Regions from separate parts of the Mus musculus genome. Here region 2 is linked to region 1. The links are chromatin loops, found by intact Hi-C in ENCODE. Cell type or tissue: heart. All regions are shown on one strand. Each heading gives the region's core, and the rest is flanking DNA. Links, peaks and the distances in the headings are about the cores only.

Region 1 (11,514 bases), core at 2,170-10,169:
CAGGAGGAGTAGGAGGTGCAGGCCGAAGAGCGGTAGGGCTCCAGGAAGAAGAAGGAGATCTCCTAGGGCAGGCACGTAGGACAGGAGTTAGGTCTTGGGGCAGAGTCCATTGGAGATGAGGACTGCAGTTAAAGGTTTGGAGATAGCATGACAGCTACAACGGGGATTCAGGAAATCAGCAGAGGGAAGGGGCCACAGTCTGAAGGACTCTAGAGACTAGAGGTCAAAGTGTGCAAGACAAGAGCTAAGGGAAGAGAAGTCAGATATGGACAGAGACAGAATATGGGTAGGGATTAGGTATAGCTCAGGGGTAAAGCACTTGTCTAGGATCAACAAGTGAGAGGTTGAAGGGGAAGGAACTTGGGGGTAAAGCCCCTGCTTAGAATCCTTCAGTGAGGAGCTGGGGGCGTGGCTCAGTGGTAGAGCCCCTGCCTAGAATCCCCCAGTGAGGGGCTGGGGGCGTGGCTCAGTGGTAGAGCCCCTGCCTAGAATCCCCCAGTGAGGGGCTGGGGGCGTGGCTCAGTGGTAGAGCCCCTGCCTAGAATCCCCCAATGAGGGGCTGGGGGCGTGGCTCAGTGGTAGAGCCCCTGCCTAGAATCCCCCAGTGAGGGGCTGGGGGCGTGGCTCAGTGGTAGAGCCCCTGCCTAGAATCCCCCAGTGAGGGGCTGGGGGGCATGGCTCAGAGATGGAGCCCTTTCCTAATAGCTACCGGTGAGGGGCTGGGGGCATAGCTCAGGGATAGAGCACTTTCTAGAACGCGCAAGGCCCATCCTAGCATGTTCCAGAAAAGAATATGGAAATCTTATCAGGGCCTGGTGTCAAATGTTAAGAGTTTGGTGGGTTAAAAGTGAGGTCCAAGGCTGAAGTCAGAATCAAGTGACTTAAAATTTTGTTGTGCTTGGAACTTGGGAAGCTGAGAGGATCTGAGGCCAAAGCCTAGGAACAGAGTTGGAGGCTAGACACTCACACTGCCACCCGGCACTCCAGTCCGATCCCACAGGAGGGTGAGCTCACTATGCCCAGGGCCTGCCGAGCCGTTGAGCTGGCCTCGGATCTCCACCGCGTACTTGTTGCCTCTCCCCGGCAATGGGAAGAGGCGATCAGAGCCAGGGCGCTGCAGACGCCGTGTCTCCTTCTCCTGCTGAGCCACCCAGCGTCCCACCTCCTCCTGCAGTGCAGTGAGCAACATAGAAGACCTCGGAACTCTCTACTTTCCTTCTTTGGTCTCCCAATCCCTCCAAGAACCCCAGTTCCTCCCAGGAGGAAGAGGGCCTCAAGGGTTCCTAGACTTTGGGAAGCTGCCTCCCCTCCCCATGACCCCTCTCCTCAGGGAAATCGCACTTGTCACTCAAACCTTTTTCACCCTACCCACAATTCCTCCCACGTCTGCTCATAGCTGAAACCCCACAGCCCCTTCTTCCTTTAAGGATAGGCCCCATGTCTGAATGCTCCCCACTGTCCCCCAGAACCCTGAAGTCACCACAGATGCCCTGAATTACACTCACTCCCATATTTACCAAAAATCACCCCAGAATGTTCTAGAATCCCTCACCATGTTCTCAGTGTCAGGGCCTCTGGCCATCCGGGCCAGGACATGGAGACGCTGGGCCCGAGCCCACACAGCCACATCTTCAGCCCCAGGGCCGCCTGGTCCTCCTGGCAGCAGGGGGTGGATGAAGCCTCGGTAGACTAGGGACACATCTGTCTCCGGGCTGGGTGTCAAGGTGATAGTTGTACTTCGGACAATGGAGACCTGTACCACCCAGAGGTGGGATGTATGTTAAGTCCCTCTCTGCTTGTGGATGGACTGTCCCTAAGTACACACCCCTCAGGTCACGTCAGAACCACAAGAGACAAGACGGCCAAACCACCTTCACCGACTGAGACGTTGAGATGGGACTGAATTAAGTCAACTTGCCCATCTTCCCTCTAGGGACCAAATTCAGAGAATATAAACAGGTTCTACCTTGGGCCCAACCCAACCTCATCTTCAGGTAAAACTCAAAGGACCGAGGGGCCAGCAAGATGCCTCAGGGGCAAAGGAGCTTGCCACGTGGGCCTGGAGACCTGAGTGCAGACCCAGAGCCTCCACAACCAGAAGAAGTCAGTCAGTTCCACAGTGCTGTCCTCTGACCTACACGTACACACACAGTAATAATACATGTAAATGCTTCAAAACTAGCCAGGTATGGTAGCACACTCCCTTAACACTGGCATGTGAGAAGGAGGCAGTTAGCTGTGAGTTCGAGGCCAGCCTGGTCTATCTATAAGAGGAGTTCCAGGACAGGTAGGACTACAAAAAAAAAAAAAAAAAGCAACCAACAACGTCTTAATGTCTTTCAAGCTTGAAGACTGGAGCCTTTGGCATCTTTGTCCGCAGCTCCCTTCTTTCCCAGCATGCCCTTCCAAAGCTAGGACCATGATTCCCAATGACCACACAGCACAAGACTGACTTGCTTGCCAGAGTGTGACTCTGGAGTAACAAACAGACCAGCCTGAGGATTCCTCACTGGACACTATTTGTGTAACTTACGGGACCGAGATTTGCTGACCCTTGGGAGACCCTGTTTCAAAATAAGAACCTAACACTTGGGAAGTTTATGCAAGGGTTGAGGCCAGCCTGGGCTACACTGCCAAACCTTATCTCCAAAAATAAGTATCTAAATAAATGCGCAGCAGTATAACATTTAAGCGTAAATGAAGTGTTATATAACTGTTCAAAATAAGAAGGGCAGGATGGTACAGGCGCAGAGGCTTGTAACTCAGGAGATAGAAAAAGACACGTCAGCCGGGCGTGGTGGCACACGCCTTTAATCCCAGCACTTGGGAGGCAGAGGCAGGTGGATTTCTGAGTTCGAGGCCAGCCTGGTCTACAGAGTGAGTTCCAGGACAGCCAGGGCTACACAGAGAAACCCTGTCTCGAAAAAGAAAGAAAGAAAGAAAGAAAGAAAGAAAGAAAGAAAGAAAGAAAGAAAGAAAGAAAGAAAGAAAGAAAGGAAGGAAGGAAGGAAGGAAGGAAGGAAGGAAAAGGAAAGGAAAGGAAAGGAAAGGAAAGGAAAGGAAAGGAAAGGAAAGGAAAGGAAAGGAAAGGAAAGGAAAGAAAAGAAAAGAAAAGAAAAGAAAAGAAAAGAAAAGAAAAGAAAAGAGGCACATCAGGAATTTAGGGCCAGTCTCGGCTGCATAGCAAGTTCGAGGCCTGCCTCGACTCTGAGAAAATTTGTTTCAGAGAGACAAGAGGGGCACAGTATCAGTTACCCAGGAGGCAGACAAGAGAGGATCACTTGAGCCTAGGCTATCAGCACCAGTCTCAAAAACAATACCAGCAAAAGCGCTTCCTACATTCTGTCACCCAGAAGCATGCTTGGATATATGGAGAAAGAGTAGACTAGGCATGGTACACATGCCGTCAATACCAGTACTGAAGGGGCCAGGGGGAGGAGGAGGCAGGAGGGTTGCCAAGTTTACTGTGCCCATGAACTTGACTGTCCACCTGACAAGATACGTATGAGCAGGTATGTGAGGGAATCACTCGACTGAGTGAGCCGAGGTGGAAATGTGAGTGGTACCAGCATAAAGCCAGGAAAGCAAGCTGAGCACCAGGATTCACCTCTCTGCTTCCTGGCTGCCTTACACTCCAGCCGCCATGCCTTCTCCACCGTGGTGCAATGAAGCTCTTTGGACTTTTTGTTTTGTTTCTGAGACGGAGTCTCACTCTGGTACAGGGTAACTTGGATTTCAAGAGTCTCCTCTCCTGCCCTAGCGTCCCGAGCGCTGGGATCACAGAGGTGTTCTACCACATCCAGCTTGAAGTCTATTTCCAAATGCACAGCACGAAGAAGCCCTGAAGACACTGTACTAAGTCAAAGAAGCTGGACATCGTAGGCAGATGTCCTGACGCCATCAAATGCCCACAGCTGCAAAATCCGTGGCCAAGTTCAGGGAAGAGGAAGATGGGGGCAATTGGTAAATAAATCTAGACTTGATTTAGAAATGGCAAAAATATTGTCCTACTTTGTTTTGTTTTGAGAAAAGGTTTGTCTATATAGCTCTGGGTGTCTTGGAACCCACTGTGTAGACCAGGCTGGCCTCAAACTCACAGAGATCCACCTGCCTCTGACTGCCAAGGGTTGTGATTAAAGGTGTGTGCCACTATGCCCAGCTTGTTCTACAACCTTTTGATTTTATGTGTTATTTCACCAAGATTTTAAAAAAATTCTTTTGTAGGGCCTCATGGCATGGGATTACCATTTTGCCTACACGGGGAGGCCAGGGAGAAAGATAACTGTGAGGTCTGTTTCGAATAGACTGGGTTCTAGACAAGCATGGGCAACCTTAGGAGACCTCTGTCTCAAAGTAAGTAAAAGAACCCTGTTAGAAAACTCAGCAGTTGAGCGTGCCTGAAGACTCCCAGTGAGGGCTAGGGTGCGGCTCGGCTTCGGGGCAGGGAGAACAAACATGCACAAAAGCCCCGGGTTCCATCCCAGTACTGTCCCCAAGAAAGACTCATTTGAAAAGAAGCAACCCTAGGTCTCTAAGTGTCCACTCCATCCCCAGGTCCATCTGGCCCCCACCTTGTCAGGCTGAGAGGCGTTGGGTGGCTGCTGGAAGGTGAGCAGGTGCAGGCCAGGGAGGAAGCTCTGGGTGACACAAGCCTCCAGGGAAGTGACGAAGACGGGTGCTGGCCCCCACCAGCCCACGGTGCCTGAGATCTGCTCCCCTCGGCAGCGGGCCTGCTCTGAGAGGACAGGGGTATGGGAGACTGGAGGGTCAGTATGAGGTATTCTGAGCCCCTCCCCCATGGCTGCTCGACACTCACCAGGCCGAGGAAGGCAGCTCTCATTGTGCACACACCAACCTAGGGCGCCAGGTCCCCGGGGAGGAGCTGTGGGGCTGCTGAAGGCCAGGCATGCTTGGCAGTCACTTAGCAGGCGGCCTAGGCCCAGGCAGCTGGCCGCTGGACACTGTAAGGAAGAGACAATATACACTGTCCTCTGAGCCTCAGGAGATCCAACAAGAGCTGTGGCTACACGGTCTGGGGAGAGGCAGCCTAGTGGCCATCAGGAAACAGCAGGGTTGGTCTACAGGAACTCAAGAACAAGGGTTCGGGGATGCAGGGACAGGGTCCTAAACTCGGGTGCTAGGAGAGGTACAGGCTCTGGGTTGGGGACAGTCAGGAGGCAGGAATGAGGATCTTGGGTAGCTGACCACTTAGGCAGGGGGAGTTAAAGGCAGGTCTCTGTGCTAGTGGATGGATGAATGGCCTGGGGTAGCCACTCACAGCTCCTGAGGGAGTCCCAGGAGGGGGCGCAGCTTGGCAAGCGCCCTGACACCAGCTGCATTCCGGGTCTCGGGAGCAGACACTGTGGTCTGTGTACATGGAACAATAGTCCAGGTGGTACTGCAGAGACACGGAACACAGGAGAGGACACTGCTCTCAAGACCTGGAGTATCTGCCAAGGCTGGCTCCCCATGACTGCTCCAGTTAACCCCACCCCACTCCTCCCTCAGGCCTGGAGAACCTCGTACTCTGCCCACTTCTCTCCAAGCACCCCTCATTTGCAGAGACTGCTGCCTCCACCCACAGTCACTCCCTCCCCATCACCCCAATGCTCACATCTAGGGCAGGTGCCTGAAACACGAAGGGGGGCACCTTGTAGGCCATCAAGTCCCCACGAGGCCGGCCACTATATCCCCCAGCCACCAGCAGGACACTGCCACCAAGAACAGCTGCCACATGTGAGTAACGGCCACTAGGAGGCGCCGCTCGACCTAGAAGACAGTCACAGCATCAGACATTCCCCAGCTCCTGCCCTCCTGGCTCCTGCCCTTGCCCCAGTCTAGCCGGCTTATTGCTGCTTTAGCTCCTACCTAGCCAAGGAAATCCTACTGGCCTGCCTGGCTCTGCGCTTGCGTTATTTTCTCAATTCTCTCAGAGGCCCAGTGCCCCTGCTCAAAATGATCTTTGTGACAGACACAGATTCAAATCATATATCAGTTATGAGCTGCTGTATGGTTTTGGGCAGGAGACTCAACTTTGCCAAGTCTTGGTTTCTTTGCTTTAAACTGAACCATCCCAGAGAGAGGTGGGAGGGGAGGGAGGAAGGGGGCTAAGGAGAGGGGAAAGGAGCGAGAGAGAGGACCTCAATCTATAACCACAGGCTGGTCTCAAATTCAGGCCCTCTGAGAATGTGAAGTGAGTAGATACGATTCAACAGTAGTTGGTGACATCTATAAAAGGTAAGCAATAGGCCAGCGAGCTGGTCCGTCATACAAAAGCACCTGCCACCAAGTCTGACAGCCCAAGGTCAATCCCTGGAATCCACATGGTAGAAGGAGAGAACTGACTCCTGCAGGTTGTTGGGCTCTCCACACTCTCTGGCTTGTACCCATGTGCACAGACACACACTCTCTGGCTTGGGTCCATGTGCACAGACACACACTCTCTGGCTTGGGTCCATGTGCACAGGCACACACACACTCTGGCTTGGGCCCATGTGCACAGGCACACACTCTCTGGCTTGGGTCCATGTGCACAGGCACACACACTCTGGCTTGGGCCCATGTGCACAGACACACACTCTCTGGCTTGGGTCCATGTGCACAGGCACACACACTCTGGCTTGGGCCCCTGTGCACAGGCACACACACACTCTGGCTTGGGCCCATGTGCACAGGCACACACACACTCTGGCTTGTACCCATGTGCACAGGCACACACACACACTCTGGCTTGGGCCCATGTGCACAGGCACACACACACTCTGGCTTGTACCCATGTGCACAGACACACATACTCTGGCTTGTACCCATGTGCACAGGCACACATACTCTGGCTTGTACCCATGTGCACAGACAGCACACACACTGGCTTTGGCCCATGAGCACAGGCACACACACACTCTGGCTTGTACCCATGTGCACAGACACACATACTCTGGCTTGTACCCATGTGCACAGACACACATACTCTGGCTTGTACCCATGTGCACAGACACACATACTCTGGCTTGTACCCATGTGCACAGACACACACACTCTGGCTTGGGCCCATGTGCACAGGCACACACACTCTGGCTTGGGCCTACATGCACAGGCACACACAAAATAAGACAAACAGAAAGTGACAAACAAGTAGGAGGGGCCCAGATGGGAACTGGGGAAAGAAGTAGCCAAGGCTGTCCATACCAAGTACTTAGATCCAACCCAGCCTGGTACTTTCACTAAAAGCAAACCAAGAAACCCCCCTTTCTGGTTATAAAAAGTGAATCATGGCTTCTCTGACTTCCTACTGACCCCTATACTTTGTAAGCACATGGGTCTTAGCCCAAGAAATTGGAAATTTGTACATGTGTATGTACGCATGTATTTTTGCAATGCTAAAGATCTAGTCCAAGGCCTTACACATGCCAGGCAAGTGCCACCAGTGAGCCACGCCCCCAGCCCCTCTCTGGTAGATTATAAGCAAGGGCTTGACCACTAAGCCATGCTCCTGCCCTTTTGTTGGGCTTTGAGACAGAGTCATTGCATATAGTCCTGTCTAGATGCAGACTCTATATCCTGCTTCTGCTTATAGTCTTGGGAACATAGTGTGTATACCATGCCTGTCAAAAAAATTGCAGTCTTTTCTCATTTACTTTACTATTGTATGTGTGTGGTGTATGGTATATGCTGTATACAGCCACGTGTACGCATGCAGAGGCCAAAGGAGGAGACTCTCCATTTCAGATGGTTGTGAGCCACCAGGTGGTTGCTGGGAATTGAACTCAGGACCTCTGGAAGAGCAGCCCGTGCTCTTAACCACAGAGCCATCTCTCCAGCCCTTGGTTCTACCTCTTGTCACTATGCCATGAAGTCACTGCTTCTTAGGGCAGCTGCAAACTGGCAAGCTTCCAACAGAACCAAGGTTCTGGGGCTGCAAAGGTGGCTCTGTTGATAAAGTGCTTACCTCACAGCATTAGGGCTGGAGTTCCATACCTAGCACTGTCAGAGGAATGCCAGGCAATCCCAGCACTGGAGACGTGGGGCCAGGGGAAGCGTTGGGTTCACTGGCCAGCCAGACTAGCCTAGCTGGTGAGAGGCCCTGACTCAGAGAGGGTGGACAGTATTCCTGAGGCTAATACCTGAGGTTGTCCTCTGGCTCCCACATGTGCACGCTGCACACATGCACACACGCACACACACATTCACACACATGTGCATTTAAAAATAAAAAGTAAAACCCATGTTCAGTGCCCTACATCTGCTTGCTGGTCCCCCACCTTGTCCTCACCGAGGCTTGTCTCCAGAGGTCATTCCAACAGGATGCCTGGCCCACCAAGGTAATGACTGAGGCATCTCCTGCTAAAACTCAGAGATCTTCAAAAGCCCTCAGGAAAACAGAGGAGACTCACCCTCAGGGGTTCCTGGCGGGGCAAGCTCAGCCCCTGACACCCACTGGTGGCAGCCAAGGTGGTAGAAGAAGATGCCATCTTCGTAACACTTTTCCTCCTGGTAATGCGTATGCACATTGCCCCCTGGGAAAAGAGGAAAGGGCACCGCTGGCAAGCCTCAGGAGAGGGAGGAGACCCAGGCTGAGTCTCATCTCTGGGTGGGCTCAGGCAAGCCTTGGGGGAGGTAGGGTTGTCCAGGCTCAGTTTCAGCTCAGGGTGGGCTCAGGCCCCTGGAATTCAGACAGGATCTAGGGAAATCACCTCACCATAGACCACCATGTAGTTTCCTAGAACACTGGCAGTGTGGAAGGCTCTCTCCCGTGGACCCTGGAGCCCATCCCGGCCCTTCAGCGTGGTCCACACACGCCGTTCCACGTGGAAGAGCTCAGTGGAATTCACCCGCACAGAAAACCTACAGGGAAGAGACAGGCCAGGGGCCCAGGGCGAGGAGGGCCTTCCTTCTCTCCCCTAGCTTCACCCAGGATTGAGACCGGCCATGACCATGTCTATATCCCATCCTGACTAGACATTCACTGTGGGCAGGAACCAGGTCTGAGCAGGGTCTGGCATCTTGCATAATCTGGCAAGAGCTGGAGGACGGTGGAAGTGTGGGGGAAGTGACTAGTCAGAGCCCCAGTAAGGGATCAGAGAGCGCTAGGCTCCTCGGGTGAGGGAATAGATAAATATTAGACAAAGTGAAGACTTAGATAAACAAATGGTCCATGGCAGAGGTAACCACCTGAAACCAGGAGTCTGTCAATGAGCAAAGACTTCTAGGGCTGCTGTGGCCAAGGAACAGGAGTACAGGACGTGTTACTCACCGGGCAGTGGAAGGCCGGTGTCCACCATGGACCAGCAGAGTACGAGATGGGGCATGGAACACCATAGAGTGCCCAGTGGCAGCAGGGGGCCGCCCACCTGCCGGGATCACCTGCTCCCAATAGCCCCTGCTGGTGTGGTCCAGGCGGAACCGGAAGAGGCCAGAAGAAAAGAGGTCATGCTGAGTGCGGCCACCGGACACATAAAGCCAGATGTCATCCACCAGAGCAGCTGCATGGCCTGCCAGCCCCGGGGGCCCAGAAGAACTGGAAGCAGGTGGTGCCAGGAGCTCCCAGTGGCCTCCACCCAGGGGGCTAAAGGCCCACACATCATTGGTTAGCAAGCCATTGGCCAGCTCACCACCCATCAGCACCAGCAAGCCAGCCCAGGCCACGGCCACATGAGAATGACGGGCAGCCTGTGGGGAAGAGACAAGGAGAAAGATAGTGACACACTGGAAAGGACCAGAGCAGAGAGATACAAAGTCAGAAAAGCAGATATGCAGAGAGGGAATAGAAGACAAGCCTGGGGACGTGTGGACCTGGAGTTCCAGGACTTGAGAAGAAGAGACAGAGGCAGGAGGATCAGGAGTTCAAGGCCAGCCTGGGCCATGTAGTGAACTTGAGATCAGATTAAGCTATGTGAGACCCTGCTTCAAGCAGACAAAAAAAAAAAAAAAAAAGGAGGAAATAAAGAACAAACAGACAGAAAGCCAGGTCTGGTGGTATGTGCCATTCTAATCTCAACACTTGGGAGGCAGGAAGACTGCCATGAGTTCAAGCCAGCCTAGGCTATAGACTAAGATCCATATTAGCCTAAGTCCTAACTCAAAATAAAAGAAAAAAGGAAGGAAGGAAGGAAGGAAGGAAGGAAGGAAGGAAGGATGGACAGACGGACAGACGTGAGACATGAGAATAAAAACAGAGACAGTGACACAGAGAAACACAGTGAGAGAGTGAGGGACAGGAAGACAGAAATGGAAGGGAACAAGAGAAACAACCGGAGGGATGGAGGCCAAGCTATCAGTCAAAGAAAAGAGGAGACATACAAACTGGGTATGGTAGGACATGTCTACAAGACAGCACAGAAGAAGCAGGGAAATCAGGAGCTCAAAGCCACCCTGGGCTGTCTTGAGACCCTGTCTGATAAAAAAAATGGAAGGGAGGGAGGGAGGGAGGGAGGGAGGGAGGGAGGGAGGGAGGGAGTCTGGAGAAGGGGAGGGAAGGAAAGAGAAGAAGGGACAAGAAGAAGGGACAAGTGGGGAGAGAGAAGGACAAGAGAAGGAAAGATGGGAGTGTGGGCAAGAAGAAGAATCTCAGAATGAGCACAGAGACAGGGAGAAGCAGGTGTCCAGATGCACTTATCCAGTCTGGGGGTGTCAGGGTGTTGGGGGTCGTGAGTGGGCAGGACCGCAGCCAGAGCAGAGGAGGGTCCATACCGGAGCAGGCGTCAGGTCCCAGGACTCCCAGGTGTTCGTGGAGAAGTTATACAGGACAAGGTCACCCAGGGCCTTGTTAAGGTCCTGGCCTGCAGATGAGGTGAGCGCTCAAACCCTGGCTGCAGGCTGACACGCCTCCAGACCCTCCAAGCTCACCCTCTCCCCATCTGCTTACCTCCAAAGACAGCCAGCAGCCCTGGTGGGGACAGAAAGGCACCAGCTGCCCCAATTCGGGCAGAGAAGGCAGGGTCCCCGGCACTCACACTGTGCCACCAACCAGCCCCCTGGTTCTCCCACAAGTGCAGGTCACAGGCTCGTCCCAAGAATCCAGGTTCACAGCGGCATGGTCCCAGGGTCTGGGAGGAAGGGGACAAAAGTGCAGAGAGAGAAAAAGGCAGAGATATGGGTCGTAGAACATTCAGAAAGAAACAGAGCCAAGACAGACAGGGTAGAAAAAGAAAGACAGGAAGGGAATGTTCAAGGAAACAGAGAGAAAACAAGGGACAAGCATGAGGACAAGGGAGAGGAACAGGAGACACAAAGGTACAACCCAAGGGAGAAAGAGGTGGGGCAGAGCAGACAGACCCACAGAGAAGGCAAGACAGACAGAAGAGAGGCTCATGTTCCACCTGGGCTGGATGAGCTCCAACTGGGGAGACTGAGGCAAAGGGGATTCCAAACATAATACAGATCCCAAGTTAGGGGTGCAGAGCTGAGGTATTAGGTCAGGGGTGGAAGGACAGAGGTCATGGCAGGGAGCCAGGTGTGGTGACACATGTCAGTAACCCCAGCACTCAGGAGGCCACCATGGTTACAAAATGAGACCCT
Region 2 (11,514 bases), core at 1,624-9,623, 230 kb after region 1:
TGGACCCTTGCAGAATCTAGGGACTTAGGAATGAGTCACAGTAGTCTTTGCTTCCCAGGAGACCCCCTGGCTTGTAGTGAAACTAAAATGTGTTACAATTTGGAAATACTAAGAAGTTCAGTCCGAAGCACTGTTAAGGCTGTGGGTATAGCATAACGTAGAGCCCTGCCTAGAATCCCCCAGTGAGGGGCTGGGGCGTGGCTCAGTGGTAGAGCACCTGCCTAGAATCCCCCAGTGAGGGGCTGGGGCGTGGCTCAGTGGTAGAGCCCCTGTCTAGAATCCTCCAGTGAGGGGCTGGGGCGTGGCTCAGTGGTAGAGCCCCTGCCTAGAATCCCCCAGTGAGGGGCTGGGGGCGTGGCTCAGTGGTAGAGCCCCTGCCTAGAATCCCCCAGTGAGGGGCTGGGGCGTGGCTCAGTGGTAGAGCCCCTGCCTAGAATCCTCCAGTGAGGGGCTGGGGCGTGGCTCAGTGGTAGAGCCCCTGCCTAGAATCCCCCAGTGAGGGGCTGGGGGCGTGGCTCAGTGGTAGAGTCCCTGCCTAGAATCCCCCAGTGAGGGGCTGGGGGCGTGGCTCAGTGGGAGAGCCCCTGCCTAGAATCCCCCAGTGAGGGGCTGGGGCGTGGCTCAGTGGTAGAGCCCCTGCCTAGAATCCCCCAGTGAGGAATTGGGGTGTGGCTCTGTAGAAGCACAGTATTTACTTCATTTGCCTGAGGCCAGGGTTCAAACCCCAGCACCACAAAACAAGCAAAAATAAATAAATAAATAAATAAATAAATAAATAAATAAATCATGACCCCCCACTTTAAAATGATATTATAATATAAAGTAACAAGGGAGCGTTCCCCTGCCAGGTAAACTGTTTGTCAGTTTTCTTCCCTGCAGCTTCTAAGCTGTCCCTCTGAAAGGATGATTATATTACGTACAGTTGGGTAATTGGCCCGTCTGGTGCTTGGTATGGTGCATTCTACTGAGCTGTGTGGATGTTTATCAAATCAATGAGGGATGTTTTGTCGTTACAGTTTTTCAATCAAGGAAAGGGGAGGTGTCTCTTCAGGGGGGTCTTTCAGAATGCCTGGAGCGGGAGTTGGTATTGACTGGAAACTTAACATAAACTGTGAAAACATCGGTCTGTATTGGCTGAGTTGGAAAGGAATACAGGGCATCTCCTAGCTTAAGGAAATCTGCTAGGCCGCGAGGGCTAGGGAATGTGTTCCCTACAGGGAATTTGGAACCAGGAACCGGGAGGTGGTGGAAGGTCAAAGATGGACAAGCCGGAGGAAAGGCTTTCCGACAGCGGGCAGTGTTGACGTAGGAAAGCTGGCGGGCTCAGAAGGCAGTAGGGAGAGATAACTGGATAAGTGTGGCTGGGCATCACAGTGGCCAAGGCTGATGTCTGGGTGGCTGAAGAACAGCAGGAGTGTTTGGCTCAGATCATTGAAAAGGTCTGCTTGGAGTATTGGGCCCAGCTCCAGGGACATCTCCTCAATGTCTTTCTGGAGCAAACAGAATATCCCCTGCGTCTCCCTGGCCTCGTTTGAATCCATACCTAAGCCTTGGAGAACTGCCTCTCACTCCTGAGACCTGAGCTTGGGGCAAGGCGGGTCCCCAGATAGAAGAGTGGAGCCCTGTTGTTTTAAAAAGGGGCAGTGGTGTAGGGTCAGCAGATAGACCAGAGCTATGGAGCTCTGGACTCGGTAGTCCTGCCTGCTGATTCCTGGCCTGGATGTGCAGTAACCTGGAATTTCAATAAAAGGTCGCACTGCGAGACTCTGAACGCTTCTCCAAGGTTTGTTCAGTGACCCAGTCAAGAATGCCGCTTCACTGGCTCCGCCCCTCCATGGGGCCTCACTGGCTCCGCCCCTCCATTGCCTCTATTTTTTAAAAATTTCCTCCCTTGACCAAACTTAGTTTTTTTGGATTTTTTTTATCCTATGTGTACCTGTGTGTATTTATGTGAACAAATGCCATGTCAGGGTGGGTGTCTGTAGAGGCTAGGGGACCTGAAGCTGAAGTTCCAGGCAGCTGTGAGGCGCCTGCTGAGCTGGCGCAGAGCTTCGTCTAGCCGGGCAGTGGTGGCACACTTGGGAGGCAGAGGCAGGCGGATTTCTGAACCGTCTCGAAAAAGAAAACAAACAAACAAACAAAAGCCTGACTCTACATGGCACAAGCTAACCCTGAACTCCTTTTTAGCTCACACTGGCCTTGAACCTTTACTCCTTCCTCGACCCCCAGAAGCTCCACGGCTCCCACCTCCTGCTCCGCTCTGTGCTCTGAACCCTTCCTAGCACACTGACTGGAACCATCACTTCCATGAAGTCCCCGGTGCGCCATGCCTACCCATGGCCGGCAGTCCTTGAGTATGGTGTGCGCTAGCAGGGAAACAGACCGTAAACAAACACAAACCAGCCAACAAGTGGTTCAGAGGAAGGGTGATTCACAAAACGAAACAAGGCCTCGTGGGAAAGGGAGGGGTTGGTCTAATGGGTGGTTAGGAAAGATTTCACTGAGAAGATGGCCTTTGAGAACCTAGGGCTGAGTGAGTCAGTTTTGAAAGAAAAGGGGGTGGGGGTGGGCGTGGGGGGGGGTGTCGGGGAAACAGCCAGGTACAGGCAGAGAGGGAAAGCAGGCTGGCTTGAGCAAGGCTCAGAGGGAAGCGATATGATTGGCTGGAGTGGGGTGGACAAGGAGGCTAGGCACATCTTGTGATCCCAGCACTTGGGGGGTGGGGACAGGAGGATGAGGACTCAAGCCCTGCCTTAGCTATGTGAGACAGTGTCTCAATCAACCAACGAACCCACCACGGGCTGGGGACATAGCTTGGTGTATAAAGTATGCTGACAAAGCATGGTGAAGACTCAGGTAGATCCCTAGCATCCTTGTAAAAATTGTGGGCTCAACAGTTCTTTCTTACCTGCGATCCTAGCTCTGTGACAACAGGACACTTGGGGCTTGCTGGCCCACCAGCCTAGCTGACTTGTTGGCCTTCTGGTTCAATGAGAGACCCTGTCTTAAAACATGAAGTGAAGAGTGACTGCCATCCTGTCCCTACATTCATATATACACATGTATACAGGCATGCGCATGCATGCACGAGTGTACAAAGATAAGTATGTGGGGAGGCAGGCATAAGGGAGAGGATTGAGAGAGAATTTAGTCTATAATTTAGAAATTTTTCTAAAGCCAGGGCTGGTAGCACATACTTATAACTCCAGCACTCAGGAGGCTGAGGCAGAAGGACTGCCCTGAGTTTGAGTTCATCTGGGCTACAGTGTGAGACCCTAACTCAAAAGACCAAAGCACAATTGTTTTAGCTGGAGGCATGGCCACTTGGTAAGGGTGCTTACAGGAGTTCCTGGGTTCCATCTACAGCACTGCATAAACCTCTGGTGCTGGCATATGCCTGTAATCCCAGAACTCACAAGGTAGAGGCAGGAGGCAGTGTTCAAAAGGATCAGAGGGTTCAAGACCACCCTTGGCTACACGGCCGGATGGGGTAGCCTGAAATCCACAACTAGGGTTTGTCACATGCGGGGCAGGCAGGCCGGCAATTAAACCAGGTGCCAAGTCTCCTGAGAGGCGTTCAACAGGGGAGTGGCGTGATTTGATTGACCCCTTATGGCTCCTTGTGTTGGCTGATGGGAAGAGGGGCTATAGATCTGGATGTAGAATCGAGAGCCATTGGAAGTGGGCACACAGGTGGGAGGGGAGGCTGGCTTGCACAGGAAGGGTGTGGTGTAGGAACATGGATTGCATTGGCCAAGAACTGATTTTGGCTTCTGTACCTGGTTGGTTTTCCAAATTAGAAAAGAAGCAAGTGTTTCATTGGACCTGTTGGGTCTTGAATTTACCACCACCACCACCACCAGGGTCTCACCATGAAGCCCTGGCTGACCTCTAACTCAATGAGATCCATAAGCCCCCTCCCTGAGTGCTGGGATTAAAGGTGTGTACCTCCATAGCTAGCCTGAGGAGTCTCTTAATTACTCAAGTTGGGGCCGTCACGCAGGCAGGCCGGTATCTCTGGCTAACACTCCACAGAGCCTGGGTGGGAACTGGACCTTGTTCCTGGTTAAGAGGACAGATTTGAAAGGCAGATGAGGTTCGCACCGTTAACAGCTCACGATGGGGTAGGATGCGTGAGGGGACAGTGGCGGCTTGCGCCTGTGTGTAAGTAATGCGTTCAGATTTCTAAAGCGCTCTCTGAATAATGACATCACTCCGGCCCCAGTGAAACCCGGGGAAGAATTACCCAGTTTTCTCTCATTTCCCAGATAAGAAAGCTGGCACCCAGAGGCAAGAATGATTCAATAATCGTGACTCCAAAGTCAGGCTATTTAACATACTTGTCACCACAAATATTTATCATCTCTGTATGGTAGAAACATTTAAGGTCTCTGGGGGGAGGGGGCAAGCGGGTTCTGAGGTGCAGCTTGCCTGGCATGCCTGAGGTCCTGGGTTCAATCCCTAGCACTGACAATAATAATAATTATAATAGTTGTTGTGGTGGTTTTCAGACAGAGTCTCTTGTAACCCATTCTGGGCTGGAAGTCTCTATGCAGCCCGAGCTGACCTTGAACGCCTCAACTTCCTGCCTCTGCCTCTGAGGTGCTGAGACTGCAGGCATACCCCACATACCACACCCCGCTCTTTTTAGCTGTTTGGAAATATGCAATATGTCATTAACTACAGCTACTTCCCTGCTGTGCCAGAACAACAGAACTTTTCCTTCCTATCTAACCGAAACTGTACCCACTGACAGTGTCACCCTGCTGCCCATCCCCCACGCGCAGAACGCAGTGACAGCTCCTGTTCTCTCCTTTCCCACAGTTCGACTCTTCCCCCCCCCCCCCCCACCGCTCTCCGGCCTATTCTTGAGTCAAGGGTGTATCCAGACCTGGTCACCATCTGCCAACACCCTCCAGTCATGGTGGTGGGGCTTTTCAGGGGCGGGAGGCATGGTGGGGTGAGGGCCTCCTCTCTGTGCACTGGGGTGAGGCGCAGCACCTGGGCCATTGTCGCAGCTGGCCAGCTCCGGGGCTCTGACCTCTTCCCATTCACTCACATAGCTTTCTACCCCACCCCCACCTTCACCCCCAGTGGGGACTGAGGCCCAATGAGAAAGTGATCGCTTACACTGCCATGCCTTCACCCGTGTAGCGCATTAGCTGTGTGTCTGTCTCTCTGTCCCCGTCTGTCTTTTTTTTTTAAAGATTTATTTATTTATTATATGTAAGTACACTGTAGCTGTCTTCAGACACTCCAGAAGAGGGCGTCAGATCTCATTACAGATGGTTTTGAGCCACCATGTGGTTGTTGGGAATTGAACTCAGGACCTTTGGAAGAGCAGTCAGTGCTCTTACCCACTGAGCCATCTCACCAGTCCTTTTTTGTTTGTTTGTTTGTTTTGTTTTGTTTTGCCTTTTTCAAGACAGGGTTTCTCTGTGTAGCCCTGGAACTCACTCTGTAGACCAGGCTGGCCTCGAACTCAGAAATCTGCCTGCCTCTGCCTCCCGAGTGCTGGGATTAAAGGCGTGCGCCACCATGCCCGGCTTCCCAGTCTGTCTTTAGCAAAGCATAGTCAGACTGCCCTGTAACCTGTTGGGTAGTGTATGCACTGGAAGCAAGAACTGGCTCCTTCCCAGGCTGGGTGTGGTGATGGTAATGCCCACCTATAATCCCAGCATTGAGAAGGCAGAGGCAGGAAAGATTATAACAAGTTTGAGGCCAGCCTGGGCTATATAGTGTGTTCCCAGCCAGCCTGGGCTACATAATAAACTGAATCGTAGAAAAGAGCTGGTCTCTTCCCTTCTCAGCTTCAGTAGGGTATGCTAACCCTCCCAGCTGGTTAGAGACAAAAAAATTGATTTATAAAATAGGCTGTCCAGGGTCTCTTCCAGCAGCTGTCAGCTCACTCAACTTCACCATTTGAGGCTTGAGTAGCGCGCCCCCAAGTGGCTAAAGAGAGCCAAGCGGCCTCTGGATTGTAGACCGATGGGGCCTCCTACTGGCCAAGCCCTGTGCCGGGTCTACTCCCTCCACGCTAAAATCTCTAACGATTTTTATTCCTTCACTCAGCAAATTAGGGTAGGGTTGGATATGTGCGGGCACCTTTCTTGGCGAGGATAAAGTAGACGGTTTTGTGTGTCTGTCGTAGCTGAGAGAAAGACAGGAAGCAGTTCCAGAAGAGCAGAGGAGAATGTGATGTGAAGAATGGCTTCGTGACAGGGAAGGGAGATAGGGGAGCAGGTGGCCGCCTGAGGAAGAGCACTGATGGAAACGTGAATGAAGTGGAAGGGGGTGGGTCTTAGCATAAATAGCAAAGGCCTGGGCTGAGTGACAAGCACTGGAGGTTCATTTCTGGCTTGAGTGACAAGGAGGGGCTGTGTGGCCGGACAGGGATCAGAGGGCAGGAAAGTCTCAAGGAGAGGAAAGGCCCGGCCGAGCCAGGCTGCAGCCAAGTGCTTGGATGCTATCCCACATGGGGACAAAAGACAGTGCAGGCCAGATGGTTTAAAGTTCACAGTAGGACTGGTGAGATGGCTCAGTGGTTAAGAGCACTGACTGCTCTTCCGAAGGTCCGAAGTTCAAATCCCAGCAACCACATGGTGGCTCACAACCATCCGTAATGAGATCTGACGCCCTCTTCTGGAGTGTCTGAAGACAGCTACAGTGTACTTATGTATAATAATAAATCTTTGGGCGAGCGCGTATTGCCAGGCAATGGTGGCACACTTCTTTAATCCTAGCACTTGGGAGGCAGAGACAGGGATTTCTGAGTTTGAGGTTAGCCTGGTTTGCAGAGTGAGTTCTAGGATGGTCGGGACTGCACAGAGAAACCTTGTCTTTAAAGATGGCTCAGCAGTTAAGAGCACTGGCTGCTCTTCCAGAGGTCCTGAGTTCAATTCCCAGCACCCACATAGTGGCTCATAACCATCTATTATAGAATCCGATACCCCTTTCTGGTGTGTCTGAAGACAATGACAGTGTACTTGTCTTAAATAAATAAATCTTGAAAGAAAGAGAGAGGAAGAGAGAGAGAGAGCAAACAAGCAAAAACATTTTTTTCATCATGATGCTTTTTTGCATCTTACCAAAACCTTTTGTGGAAACTAAAAAAAAAAAAAATTTAAAGTTTGCATCAAGTCACATGCATCCAAAAGGACATGAAAATGAGTGGACTGGATCTGTGGGAGTTGGGGGCGGGCAGGAGAGGGTAACAAGGCAAATATGGCTGAAATACATAGGTGCAGTATGGAAATATCAGAAGCCCAGTGTCATATATAATTAATATATACTAATAACAGTTGGGCCATGGGGTGGCTCAGCACATAAAGATGCTCCCTGCCGAGGCGCGAGGTCACATCCCAGCACTCAGGTGACAACCCACAAGCACCCGTGACTCTGCCTATGAGGAGTCTGACTCCTTCTTCAGGCCTCCATGTGTACACACTTACAGCCACACACATACATATGCATGTGCACACACCCAACCCACACCCAGACATCTGCAGCAGGAGGATGGCAGGTCATGGTCAGCCTCAGCTACACGGGGAATCTCGAGCCAGCTCGAGATTCATGTAGTCAGCTACATGAGACACTGACTCAGGAGAAAAAGAACCTCAGAAGTCTGTTGCTATCAGACCCTCTCTGGGTGCCTGGGAGTAGATGTGCTGTGACTTGGACCAGGATGGTGACAGTGGAAAGGGGAAGAAAAAGCAATGGGGGGGGGGGGGTGGATGGGCTGCACGGGAAGGGGAGAGGAAGGCAGGGATCAAAGTTGGCTCCCAAGTCCCAGTCTGTGTAGCCAGACTGGGGTATGGCTACAGTTGTTTATTTTGTTTTACTAAGACATGCCTCTGCCTGCTAGAGGCTCAGCCTAGCAGAGGAAGGATAGGCATTAGCAAGTGCACCGCCCTGTAAGGAGGGCGGTAGAGACAGGACGGGTGACCCTTTGTGGGCCCTGAAGGGTGCACCACTTGGAGAGCCTTTGGAAGAAAGACATCAGCCGGGTGGTACTTACCTGGGATGCTAGCACTTGGGAGGAGGAGGCAAGGAAGACCAATGGGCTCGAAAGGCTATCCTGCCTAAGGCAATGAGTATCAAGCCAGGCAGAGCTACTGGGAGGGGAGGGGAGGGGTAGGGAGGGAAGGAGATAGGAAGGGAAGGAGGACGGAGAGGGAGGGAGGAGAGGAAGGGAAAGAGACAGAGAATGGTAGAGAAAATGAGAGAGGCAGAGAGAGAGAGTGTGTGTGTGTAGGGAATATGAACTATAGAATTGAGTTCTGAACCTTAGATGGCGCCACTATCATGGACATTTAAGTTTCGCTGCTTCTCAGCTGATCCACAGCTGGAGGGACAGGGGCGTGGGGAGTTTTATAGGGCTTAGGGTATCTGGGGAACAGTAGAGTAGATTCAGTCCCGAAGGATGTGGTATCCTTTGTCAAATTATGAACAGCATGCCAAACACAAGCACACAGATCAGGTTCCCAATAACAGTGCACTCCCATGCTGGTGGCACACAGATCAGGTTCCCAATAACAGTGCACTCCCATGCTGGTGGCACTCGGAAGCCTTCAGAGATCGGGACATGCAAATAGAAATGCAAGCAGGATCCCACAGGAGGTCATGACCACATGGGGAAGTTTGCGTTATTGCTGATTCCAGGGACTCGGGTTATTTCTCTGATCCAGAGCTGGTGTGCACTTGAGCTGGAGCAGAGGCCCTTCGTGGGAAGGACGGCACACGTGCACACATCTGGTGGCTTCACACCCAGGAATGGAACTGTTGGGTGATAAGGAAGGCAGGTGCATGCCCAGCTTGAATTAGTTTGCTCGCGCTGCTGTAACAAAGAGCCACCGTCTGGTGACTTAAACCGCAGACCGTTCTGGAAGCCGGGAGTGTGGCAGGAGGTGTGGGCACGGCCTCCAGTCCTCTCCTGTTGGCTTGTAGACACCTTCTTTCCTGAGCCTGTTTACATCATCTCTGCTCTATTTGTATCTATATCAAAATTTGTTCCCCTTTAAAACAAACATTTGCCTTCCATGTGTGTAGTGGGTTGTGGGTCTGTGTTCTGCACTGCCCTGGTGGTTGGGGTATGGAAGAGTCGCTGGGGAAAGCACAAGACATGGTTCAGGGGGTGGGAGAACGTGGTCTAAGATGTGGCAGACCAAAGCTGGGGTCCCCTGACTTCCGGCCATTGTGGTGTCACACATCGTAGTCAGGAATGAAGGATTGGGGGTCCACAGGCCACAGGTCGGAGATGAGGCCTGGAATGCTGGGGACCCTCTGGCTGAAGACAAGGATGACAAGTGGGGAACTTCATCAGTGAAAGTCCTTAGCTTAGCGACTGTTGTTTGGAAGCTCAGAGAGGCCTTCTACAGGAGACTTAGGCCGTGGCTCTGTAGATGAAGGCCTTCTCCATGCTCCCCAGGATAGTTAGTTCTCCATGAAAGAGACAGTCCACATTTATCCATACTGGAGGAGTGTCTAGAGAGGAAAACCCTCAGGGCCTCTAGGTATCTCATTAGCATGGAGAACTCTGATGTGGGGAGTGTGGCCAGGAGTCAGATAGGGGACAGGGAGGCACTTACCGTCTCAGGTGGGTACCTAGATACCAGGGTCTCAGACCCACTCTATCCTACCAACTTTCCTGGCATGGTCCACTGTCCCACGGTGGGCACCATTGTGCCAAGGCATATGTGTGGAGGTCAGAGATGGTCTAGGGGGTCAGACTCAGATTGTCAGGATAGGCAGCAAGCCCTTTTACCCACTGAGCCATTGTGCCAGCACACCTAGGCAGCTAAATCACCGGCCTCATGAACATTAGGCAAGTTCTCTACTATGCTACGCCCCCAGCCCCTCACTGGTGGATTCTAGGCACATATTCTACCACTGAGCTAACACTTGCAGCCCTTTTCTTTCTCTTTCTTTCTTTTTTTCTTTCTTTCTTTCTTTCTTTCTTTCTTTCTTTCTTTCTTTCTTTCTTTGATTTTATTAATTTATCATATGTAAGTACACTGTAGCTGTCTTCAGACACTCCAGAAGAGGGTGCCAGATCTCGTTACAGATGGTTGTGAGCCACCATGTGGTTGTCGGGAATTGAACTCAGGACCTCTGGAAGAGCAGTCAGTGCTCTTAACCGCTGAGCCATCTCTCCAGCTCCGCCTTTCCTTTTTTCTTTTTTTAAAGGTTTATTTATTATTATATCTAAGTACACTGTAGCTGTCTTCAGATGCACCAGAAGAGGACATCAGATCTCATCACGGATGGCTGTGAGCCACCATGTGGTTGCTGGGATTTGAACTCAGGACCTCTGGAAGAGCAGTCGGTGCTCTTAACCACTGAGCCATCTCTCCAGCCCGCCTTTTCTTTTTTTAAAGATTGATTGATTAGTTGATTGATTGATTGATTGATTGATTGATTTTAGCTGGGTGGTGGTGGTACCCACCTTTAGTCTCAGCATTCTGGAGGCAGAGGGAGGTGAGTCTCTGAGTTCAAATCTAGTGTGGTGTTCAACACAAGTTCTAGGATAGCCAAGGCTACAAAAAAGAAACTCTTTCTCTCTCTCTCTCTCTCTCTCTCTCTCTCTCTCTCTCAGACACACACACACACACACCAAATTTAAAATTTTTTAAAATTATGTATACATGTGTGCCTGGGGGTGCCACACTGTGTGAGTCACCTTGGAAGCCAGGAGAGCGTGTTAGCTTCTCCAGACCTAGAGTTATAAGTGGTTGTGAGCTGCCAGATAGCTTTTAAAGTAGTGATTTTTTAAACATTTATTTATTTATTTAACATATATGAGTATCCTGTTGCTCTCTTTAGACACACCAGAAGAGGGCATCAGATCCTGTTACAGATGGTTGTGAGCCACCATGTGGTTACTGGGAATTGAACTCATGACCTCAGTCAGTGCTCTTAACCTCTGAACCATCTCTCCAGCCCCCAAATTAAACTTTTGACTACTGTCATGCAGCACCGATCCTGGCCTGAATTTTTCCCTTATAATGACACTATCATCCACAGTGCATTAGGACATACTTTCTTTCTTTTTTTTTTTAAGATCTATTTATCTTATTCATATGAATACACAATCCCATTACAGATGGTTGTGAGCCACCATGTGGTTGCTGGGATTTGAACTCAGGACCTCTGGAAGAGCAGTCGGTACTCTTAACCCCTGAGCCATCTCTCCAGCTCTAGAACGTATCCTCATGGCCTTGTTTTAAGTTGATCATCTGCAAAAACCCTATCTCCACATCAGTTCACATTCTGAACTCTCCTCCACAGAAATTAGTGCTGCAGCTTTTCTCCGAGTGGCTGTACCAACACACACCTGCTATTTGCTAGAGCGCAACAGAGATAATTCCAGACATCATAGCCCACGCCTTGGGAGCAGTTTAAAGAGAGAAAAGACTTAGTCTGGTTTACATTTTAAAACAAGTCTATTTGTTCTGTGGGAATGTAAGACAGGGCAAACATTTCAGCAGGAAGGGAAAGACAAAGAATGAACCCTCC

Evidence for each region. A loop is a pair of places that touch in the nucleus more often than their neighbours do. Peaks named below come from ENCODE experiments on the same cell type or tissue, not always from the same donor. Only the 100,000 strongest peaks of a DNase experiment are listed, where the experiment ranks them.
Region 2: it touches region 1 in a loop (2.2-fold over the local background); 5 of 42 quality-filtered maps call a loop at or near these places.

The regions. Positions count from the first base shown.
Region 1 is chr7:25,328,013-25,339,526 of GRCm38, reverse strand. It overlaps Megf8 (multiple EGF-like-domains 8), which reads right to left. Exons shown (of 41, transcript NM_001160400.1): 4 at 10,862-11,042; 5 at 10,687-10,775; 6 at 9,251-9,666; 7 at 8,696-8,841; 8 at 8,391-8,513; 9 at 5,615-5,769; 10 at 5,279-5,398; 11 at 4,817-4,961; 12 at 4,572-4,735; 13 at 1,553-1,753; 14 at 968-1,168; 15 at 1-62. Among named protein-coding and RNA genes, the nearest start is that of Megf8, 17 kb to the right of the region's middle. In heart, for the core only: a CTCF peak has its summit at 5,742 (motif pointing right); a DNase peak (open chromatin) is centred at 5,746.
Region 2 is chr7:25,100,441-25,111,954 of GRCm38, reverse strand. The region is part of intron 5 of Pou2f2 (POU domain, class 2, transcription factor 2); the gene reads left to right. Among named protein-coding and RNA genes, the nearest start is that of Mir6537, 9.0 kb to the right of the region's middle. In heart, for the core only: a CTCF peak has its summit at 5,974 (motif pointing left); a DNase peak (open chromatin) is centred at 5,984; H3K4me3 peaks cover 498 bases; H3K27ac peaks cover 1,255 bases.